2 separate regions of the Homo sapiens genome follow, and region 2 is linked to region 1. A link is an interaction called in ENCODE POLR2A ChIA-PET data of the cell type or tissue named here. Cell type or tissue: OCI-LY7. All regions are shown on one strand. Region 1 has its middle 74 kb from the start of FAM76B. Region 2 overlaps MAML2 (mastermind like transcriptional coactivator 2).

What was found. ChIA-PET counts read pairs that join two places held together with the same protein. Peaks named below come from ENCODE experiments on the same cell type or tissue, not always from the same donor. Only the 100,000 strongest peaks of a DNase experiment are listed, where the experiment ranks them.
Region 2: POLR2A ChIA-PET joins it to region 1 with 5 read pairs; 2 of 35 experiments call an interaction of 5 or more read pairs at or near these places.

What each region holds. Positions count from the first base shown.
Region 1 is chr11:95,713,408-95,718,407 of GRCh38, reverse strand. No RefSeq gene overlaps it. Among named protein-coding and RNA genes, the nearest start is that of FAM76B, 74 kb to the left of the region's middle. In OCI-LY7, no CTCF peak of the experiment used is centred here; a DNase peak (open chromatin) is centred at 2,387; H3K4me3 peaks cover 1,867 bases; H3K27ac peaks cover 2,010 bases.
Region 2 is chr11:96,334,647-96,339,646 of GRCh38, reverse strand. The region is part of intron 1 of MAML2 (mastermind like transcriptional coactivator 2); the gene reads left to right. Among named protein-coding and RNA genes, the nearest start is that of MIR1260B, 4.3 kb to the left of the region's middle. RefSeq lists a silencer at 88-382. In OCI-LY7, no CTCF peak of the experiment used is centred here; a DNase peak (open chromatin) is centred at 266.

The DNA.
Region 1 (5,000 bases):
AGGTAATAGACAGGGAGATGGAGAGGGTTGTGTTAAAACCCGTCTGCTGACCTTCAATTTTTTCCTTGGGCCAGCCCTGGCCAGAGACCTTTCCTCTTTTTAAAATTCCCTTTGCTCCCATATCTGTTCGCTGCTTCCCGCCATCCTGTCTCTCTCCTATGTTCCCTAGTGCTCCTCCCTGGCCTCTTAGCATTCAGCAAGTGAGGCCTAAAGGAAGTTCTCAGTTGGGTAAAAGGAAAGCATAAAGCAGCCTTATCACCACTTCCCTGATTCCTCTGGGGTTTATTGTTATTAATTTTCTTATGCAGTGTTTCTATGAGGCAGCTGTATTTTCAGCTGGAGAAAACTTTGAGACCTTAAGGACAGAAAAAAAAAAAGAGAATCTGTTAAGAAAGAGAGTGAAGAAATTTAAAAGTCAGTATTTCTTTATATAGTATCAACTGTAGCCAGTTCCCATTTTTTCTACAAAATCTTCCCTGGGTGAATAGAAGGTAGATGGCCACTCTCTCTGATCTAATGGTTTCCCATTTCTTTTTTTTGGCACAAAGTTATGAACAATAAAATTCCTCAGTATCTAGTGAAACCATTTATTCACTTGTTATGTCAGCCTATAAATTTGCTAGGAAGTTAATTAGTGATTTAGGTGCTCTGACCATTACAAAAGCCATAAATCTCTCTATAGATCCATAAAGGTACGTCTCTACCTCTTACCCTATTTCCTTCTTTGGTAGAAAATAAAAGGGGGGCATATGATGTACTTTGTTGTTTGTTTATTGCAAAGATTAAATGAGACAATGTATGTGAAAACCCTAATCATTACTTAGCACACCAAACAGTTCAATGCATGCTATTTTCACTTTTTTTCTTTAGATGAACACTCCCACACTCCAGATGTTTCTGTTCTTATCAGAACCTGGTGCCTATTCCTTCAGAACCCTGAGAGGTGGCAAGAAACAATAGGACATGTGAATTTATGCTAAAGCTATTGGAGAGCTTATAATGCCAGAAGCAGAAAGGTGGGGATGGAGTGGTACACAGTTAGCTTTCATATCCATTACAGCAGATTTATATTTCTTTAAGTTGTGCTTTGCAGGTTAGAACTCTTCTTGTTTATGGGGACAATCCCTACCTGATTAAGATAGAAGAAAACTAGTGAGATCCTTAGCAATGTCTTTGAATTTTAATTAATTAACTAATTTATTTATTTATTTTTATTTTTTTGAGACAGAGTCTCGCTCTGTTGCCCAGGCTAGAGTGCAGTGGCATGATCTCGGCTCACTGCAACCTCTGTCTCTTGGGTTCAAGCGATTTTCCTGCCTCAGCCTCCCAAGTAGCTGGGATTACAAGCATGTGCCACCACTCCTTGCTAATTTTTTTTTTTTGTATTTTTTTTTAGTAGAGACAGGGTTTCACCATGTTGACCAGGCTGGTCTCGAACTCCTGACCTCAGGTAATCTGCCCGTGTTGGCCTTCCAAAGTGCTAGGATTATAGTCGTGAGCCACTGCGCCCGGCTGTTTTTTAATTTTTAATTTTATTTTTCTTCTATAGACCCAGGAACTTGAGTTAGCAGTGTTAGGTAATCTGCAAACAAAATGATTTTTGTAGTCGAAGTACCTGGGTTTTTTTCAATTTCTTTTAAAAATATATTGATGTTAACACCCTAAACCCATAAGGATGGGAATTTTTTTTGTTGTTCTTTTTATTGCAGCATCCTGGTCATTTAGAGCAGTGCCTGACACATGATATAAACCCCCGAAGTTTTGTTGAATAAATGAAGGAATGAACAATCTTGTTTAAGTAGACTAATACAAGACAATCTACGCTCTGCCTCTCTAGTATATCTGAGAATGTCTTGTAGGTATTCTCAGGAGTGCTGAGAAAAGATGTTTTTGAGAGACTTCTATGTATCTTGCATTATGTTGGGCTCTTGGGATTTTGTGGTTAACAAGTTAGTCATGCTCCCTGCCATGAAATGAGCATATAGTTTAGTGGGGAAAAGAAAGACTTAAAAAGTGAATATAAGAGGGATGGTTTTTATGGGGAAAAAAAACAAAACGTACAGAGAGTGGAGCAATGTGAGCACTGTAGGAGACCCAGCATGTGAACAGAGGCAGCATTCTGAAAGCAAGTCTCAGAGAACATGAAAACATCTTAAAAACAAAAACAACAAAAATTTCAAATGAAAGGTATTATCAGCAAAGGCCTTGTGATTAATTAGCTGCTCTATCTCTTTCCTGGGGTACAAAGTGAGGAGGACAATTGTCTCAGTGGTTCTGACGTGTGTATGACCCTGAGATGCAGTTAAGGAATCAAGCCTGAATAGGTCAGCAAGCCACTTGTTCTAAAATTCTTCTTGGGAGGAAACATCTGTGTCTCTTTCAGGATGCCAGCCATCACATGGGTCTTTCAACATTAGCATATTTTTCAGCCATCTGCAGTGGTTGCCTCCCTCCCACACAAGCTTAGTCACTGCACACAAACACACCTTTGTCCAAACTTCAGTACCAGGCTTTACAATGAAAGTCTCTGTGGCATCTCCGTGGAACCACATTTCCCAAGAGTGCTGCATAGCTATTTTACTTGCAATGCATTTATCACTTTTTAGCTCATTTGAATGCATGGGAAAACACAGAAGACTGTTGTCGTAGGTGGTGGTGTTTTATGGTTGTTATTGTTTTTCCTTAAAGTCATAGGGTAAAAGAAAGCTTGAAATATCATTTGTTTTCACTTCCTACTAGGCAATTAGGTAGACCCACTCTTAAATAAAACCTCTAATTTAGTATCCTCTCATTTTCAACTCACCTACAGTGATGAAGTTCTACAGGCTCCCTATGTTAAATTATTCTAGCGTTAATAAACCTTATTTTTGAAAATTTCTTTTACTTTTAGCTAAAGTATCTTCCATTGTCTCTGGAGGTAAATGTTAAGTTTCAGTTGTAGAACTACATCAGCTTATGATACAGTTAAGAGCAAAGGTCTTGGAATCAGGCAAATGTAAGTTCAAATTTGACCTCTGCTTCTGATGAACTGTGTGATTTGAGACAATTATATGACATTTTGCATACCAGTTTCCTTTTCTTCATCTGTAAACTGAAGAAACTAACACTCATATCAAGAGAATAATGTCTGCGACCATGATATTGACCCAGTTTCTCCCCCGTAATGAGTATTTGATGTATAGTGGTTATCATTATTGTAATGTTTAAAGTATCTAATAATAATATTGGGAGGAGGAACCATGAATGTTTTGGATTTGTTCCCTTCACAGCCCTTAGTGCCATGGATATGGTAGGTACTCAGGATTTGTGTATAAATGATTAACAAAAAAGTAAGATAGTAAGAGTAAGGAGCAACCTGCTCTTCTATTAACTAGCTTCATGCCGGGGTAAATCATTTACACTTCCTGAATCTTAGTTTCCTCATGTGCAAACTGGTAGTTTTATAAATGCAAAACTGGTAGTTTTGCACTTGGATATTTATGATGAGTATTTAATTTGTTCTTTCAGGTCTCCAGAGAAGGAAGTTCTTTGGGCAAAATTTTTGAGTTTAAGAATTATTTCTTAATGATAATCTGATTTTTCAAAGCTTTCAGGTATTCTCAGCAAACTAGCGCAGGAACAGAAAACCAAACACTGCATCTTCTCACTCATAAGTGAGAGTTGAAAAACGAGAACACATGGACACTGAGAGGGGAACATCACACACTGGGGCTGTCAGGCAGTAGTGGGCAAGGGAACGGAGAGCATTAGAACAAATACCTAATGCATACGGGGCTTAAAACCTAGATGATGCGTTGACAGGTGCAGCAAACCACCATGGCACATGTATACCTATGTAACAAACCTGCACATTCTGCACATGTATCCCAGAACTTAGAGTAAAAAAAAAGTTTTTTGAGAAGAGATATCAGAAATATTGTCATATTTTCTTGATTAGAGTCGAGATAAAAAGAAGTAAATGTTGAGTGTCTGCTCCCTTTGGTATTATCTTATGGACAGCATAGGACCAGGATTGAATCCTGATGACCACACTGGAAGAAGAAGTGGAAAATGAGGTGAAGGAGCCCAATTCTAGAACAGTTCAATTTCATTTGTTATTCTGGTGATTAATGTCTTCAGCTTTATACCTGGAGTGTTTCCAAAGCTTTTCACTAGATGCTCACCTTGACTCTGCCCAATATTCTCAACCTCAGCTAAATAAAACTAGTTTTTGACACCTAAAGAAATGGAACTTGTAAAACGTGGACATAATTCTACTTAAAGAGACAATGATAAACCCATACTTACATTCATTTAACTGTATTGATTTTTTTCTCAGAATTTAAGTGGGTTGAGGCAAAGAGGTATGTGACAGGGAGGAAGGGGAAAATCTTCTGGGGCACTTATATGCTTTTTAGAGTTTCTTTCTATACCTAACTCTTCTCTGGGGTGCTGAGGGTTCCAAAATAAATATTAATTACATCACAAAATTCTAAGAAGATGAATTTTTTTTGTCAGGTTCACCAATGGTCACTTTGGATTCCCAAAGAACACAGTAAACTTTAATTAGGTGATTAAACCATTAGGTGAAAAAGGAGTATTTCAGTATTAGAATAATCTTCTCATCTGATTCCCCAATCAACAAGCCATATGGAATCAACATACCAATATTGACTCTAATACATATTAGTCAGAATATAAAGTTGAAAGAGGTAAATAAGACTACCTCCCTAGGTGTGTATGTGGACTTACAGAACCTAGTTATATGGTGGTATTATACAATGGAATTACGTCACATTTATTCATTTTTGATGGGCAGGTGGCATTCCTTAGGCTTTTGAGTAGACTACATTGTAATGTGGGAAAATCGTTTGTCTAACTTCATTAATTGACAGCACTAATGAGAATACAATTCAGGTTGGTTGGTACAGTTTCACAGTTTTGCTCTATTAATGCTGGAATCATATCTTTATATTTGGCAGTTTTACTCCGAGCCAATGACATCAGCAAAAAGTTCATCC
Region 2 (5,000 bases), 620 kb before region 1:
CAGTCTCCTGGTAAGTGTTTCTGGGGATGGAACCGCAAGTGAGGCACCCGGCCCAACCCTGAGTGGAGAAGACTGATCTCTGCCCGGGGTGTCAAGGCCGGAGCGGGGCCGTGAAGAGCCACAGTGGGCTTCCCTTGTGGCCTTCACAGCCCAGCCTCTGAAGGAAAGGTGGCATGTTTGCCTCTGGCCTTGTTCTTTGAGCTTCTGCTTTTGTCCAACTTGGCAGTAAGCTGAGACAGCCTTTTTTTTCTAGGGTGTTTCATGATGGGAAATGAAACCAACTTTAGTGGTCGTGGTAACTTTACAGTAGCAATACCCATGCTGGGAGGGAAGTGAGGGAGCGGTGTCTGGCCCTTCCCGACTGAAAGCTTACTGCTGCAGAAGCCATAGCTGGCTGCTGTGCTACCTCTGGCCTAAGAGGGAATCTTTCTCTCTTCTAACCACCAGCCATCTCCTGAGACATTCCCTTAGAGGAGCTCCCTCTCCAGGTGTAGTGATGATGCAGAGAGGCACAGTTTAAGTTAGGAGGGTAAGGGATAGTATATTTCTAGTAGTTGCTTTTCACTGAGAATATGTGGCATTGCACGGGTTGTTGGAAATTCCCTCTCCATTTTAGCTGCTAAATTTGGCCCGTTGTTACTCAGCACGGTACTCAGAGATGGTGATGCAAGTGCTGTATTAACCTGATAACATTGTGTCCAAAGGGAGGCCTGGGCATTTTGAAGTGATTCACCAAGCCCATTACATTGGCAGGTCTCACTTTACTCGGGCTCCTCTTATTTTTCAGATATGCTATTAATTTTAAAAGGGCCTTTGTTCAGGGTGAGTGTCAGAATTTTTTCTTAATTTTATTGCTACTGTGTCCATAACCAGATTTATGTGACTTAGGTGTGTTGAATGTATAACTTTAATAGTTAATTCGTATGCCATAAGTGGCCATAAATGTCCTTTGGAGAAAGGGAGAGAATATTGATCATCTAAAATCAAAGATGTGCTGTGTCCTCAGATGAAAGCTTTGTATCCTGCATACCTTCTAGTACAATGCCTTGAAGACAGTGGGTAATATTTGTTGAATGAAGGTGAAAGGACAACTTCTGTTTGGTGGGATAATGTTGACTTTCATGGGTATTATACAGCAAGGAATATATAATGTCTGAATCCTTTCAATAGCCTTAAGTTTCAAGAACAATGCAAGAATAACCTCCAAGCCAGTTTTAATTCTGTCCACATTGACAGCCTAATTCTACAGCCCTTACTCAGCCAGTTTCTTCATTTAGCTCAAGTACAAGTTCAGGGGAAGCCCCGCTGCTGCAGAGTCTGCAGGAACAGGGCCTTTCAGAGGGCCCGGATTATAGGGCTTTGAGCAGATCTGCATTTCTAACCACTTGGAGCAGACTTTAGGCACTAACTCATTTTCTGGTGAAGTATGTTTGAATCTTTGAATGAACTGTGAAACTGAATAATTGCTGGTCCATGGAACAGTAAGGTTTAGAGCTTCTGTGGTACATTATTAATCTTTCCCTTTTGCCTGAGACAAGCTCTTTTTCTGTTGCATAGATTGTGTTGCTAGGATCACTAGATAAGTGGTTCCATGTCATCTCTGGCTTCAGAGATTATCTTTTCTCTAATGTCATGTGGAGGAAAGAAAGTAGATCAGACAAGGAGCCTACATCCCTTGGTTTTGTGCCTGCTGGATCACCATCTGGGTTACCTAGGACAAGTCACTTAGCAGTCATCTGTGGAACAGAGAGGACAATCATGCTGCCCCAGCTTGTTGAGAGAAGCAAATGAGCGTGTTTTTCTGAACAAGCTTTAGGAAAAATTAAGCACTGCCAAAATGCAATACTAGTGTTAGTAGTAATAAACTTCTAAACAATGAATGATAATACTGGTTCTTCTAGGAGTTAAATGTATACTCAGCTTTCAGTTGTCGGTTTTAAATGATGAAATAGCACTTATTGTAAATAGAGGGATTGGCATTTCAAATTTACTGCTGTCAAGATAAGACTGACGTATCCGTATACTTAAGTGTTCCTGAAGGTCCCAGGAAATCCTAGTGCAATGCTATGAAAGTCTTTGGAGTCTTTGAATGCATCTACTTTACAGGCCTCTGCATGGACCTGGGAAGCTTTGGAAAGATGTGTCCCCCAGAACATCTAAGGCATATTAGAAAAGTTGTTTACACAAATGCATGGGAGAGTTAAATATTTTGTCAACAATTGTCTAAAATGTTAATTGTTAGCTTAAGAAAGTCAAACAAGTTAAATCATTGCCAGAGTACCCTGGTTATTTTTAACTGATAATAATCAAGTTTCCAATTGACAATTAAAAAGTTGAGAGCTGTAAGTGGGAGGCCAGATCTGGGTATCTATGGCTGTCTACATGATAAATGTCCTCCTAGGACAGTGATAGGAGTGTTTATATTATTTATATATGCAGCCATCATTTCCTTAAAAACTGACCTATTTTCGTTCTGTTTTCTAGAACAAAGTAAAAAAAAAGGAGAATTCTTATCTATCTAGGACCTTCCTACCACTTATTTCAAGTAAATATAATTATAAGATCTCACAAAGGCAAAAGGGTTCAAGTGGAGAGAGGAGTTAGTATAATACTTTACAAAAAATTGATAAAAACCTTTCTTTGACATCAAGGTGATGTTATCATGTAAACCAAGATATCTTGCTTGTTTAGGACAATGTTTGTTTATAGAAGGCATCTGCTTTCTTTGAAATAATATTGGTAGGTGATGTTCATCAAATGTTTCTAAATCGTAATGTTTAATCACTTATGGCTTCTGTATTGTAAACATTTTTAAATACCAATATGTTTAAATATGGGCTTTCAGATGTTCTTAGACATACCAATTTAAATATGACTAAAAGAGTGGCCATAATTAGCTGTTTTTGTTTTTTTGTTGTTGTTTGTGTTTGTGTTTAGCACTGTTATTTAATCTAAGAAAGCCTGAAAGGGAATCTGAAAACAGTCATCCAGTTCTGCTATCCATGGCAGCTAAGCCTTTCTGAATGGATTCTACTGCTTTCTTGTTCTTTAATCCAGACCCTTATATATGTTTATGTTCACAGGCAGGGCAATGTTTAGTGAAAACAATTCTAAATTTTTTATTTTGCATTTTCATGCTAATTTCCGTCACACTCCAGCAGGCTTCCTGGGAGAATAAGGAGAAATACAGCTAAAGACATTGTCCCTGCTTACTTACAGCCTAATGGTATGCAAAACCACTTCAATAAAGTAACAGGAAAAGTACTAACCAGGTAGAATGGACCAAAACTGATATAGAAAAATCAGAGGAAGAGAGGAACAAATATTTACTGAGTCCTAGAATGTACAAGGCTTTTTAATTACATATTTTATGTAAGGCCTGCAAAAAACAGGTGAGTAATCAACATTTGTCCCATTTTACATATAAGGAAACTGAAGCTTAAATTGAATAATTTAATGCATAGATTTTATAGTTAGACCATGTTCAGGTCCCTATGTTATACTTACTAGCTGTATGAATATGAGAAAATAATTTTGTTATTTTCTTGGCATCAGTATTTTCATCTGCAAAATAAAGCTAAAGTTATTTAGCAAAACAGTCAGCATAGTGCCTGATACATAGTAGGTGCTCAAAACATGAGTACCACTAGTAGTTGGTAGTAGAGAGATTCAAATATAGGCCAGGGATAGCTATATGAGAACATGGGTCACCAGCAGGGCCTGAGAAGAGGGAGAAAATACGGAAATGTGGGATTGGGGTCGCTGAGTGCAGGCATGTAAGTTAAGTGTTTGGGGAACAGAGCAGTGCTTGACTGAGTGTGGCTGGACGTGAGTACTGAGGGGGACAAATGAGATTGATCCACATCCTGGAGGGCCTGGAGATCCGGTAAGAGCAAATCAGAAGCCCTGGAAAATGGTAGAGCAAGGACGGCTCCAAGGAATCAACAGCTATGATGCAATAATAATCCTTCATATACTTGAAGACAAGTATTACATTTCCCCTCCAGCAGCCTCTTCTCACAGCGCATTGCCTAAGTGCTCTGTACTACCCATCTTCAAGTCCCTTGAGCTGCTTAATGCCTTGCTATTTACACATTCTCCCATTCATGGTGAGTTATATACTGCATGACATGCCCTTTGACACTAAAAGGACATAGTTTTAAAGCACACTAGCTAGATGCAGAAGAGGAAGTAAAAGAAGCAGACCAAGCTATACCTCGCTTCTTAGGTTCACTGGGCCTTCCAGTGCAAACAAGAAATGCCCTGTTGGTAAAAGTGTTTATACTCTCTTGATGTGTAAATCAGTCTTCCCAACAAATGAGTTTGCCTGTATACTAATGTGGAAAAGGTATTCTCATTATTAAAAAAATCATGAACAAAAATTCGTGAGAAAAGCATTATTTTAGATGGTCTTTGAGATGTACTTATTTCCTTGCTTGTAATACAGATGTGTTACAAATTTTTTACTTGCCTTAAGGTCCAGTTGGATACCAGTTTCCCCCATTTAGTTCTTGTTTACAAGGGAAAAGTAAGGGACCCTAAGGAAAGATGGCAAAGGAGAAAAGCCAACATCTCCCTCCTCCCTGATTCATGGCATGATGCTTGGATGCTGACGGTAGTGAATGGGCTATTGACTAGCTTCAACCTTGGCCTACACATTTGTGAGAAACAGAGGTAAAAGAGCAAAAGCTATTCCACTTCCCTATAGAGGACATGAAGAGAGAAGTTCACATATTCTCCACAGGTTGAGGACAACTAGAGAGCTGGACCCTACCATAGCCAAATTACTGAAGGAATGGATATGAAAATGGGCAAATGGCAATACTGACACATGCTACAGCTCTCCAAAGGTCTTAATGTTTTAGCAAAGGTTTTAAACTCTTACGTCAAGATTGTATGCATGGGTCCTTTTTAGAGTTTGGGAAAATATTCATTAATTCAGTAAATAATCTTTGTACAGCTCTTCTGTGCCATGAACTGTGCCAGGAATACATTGATGG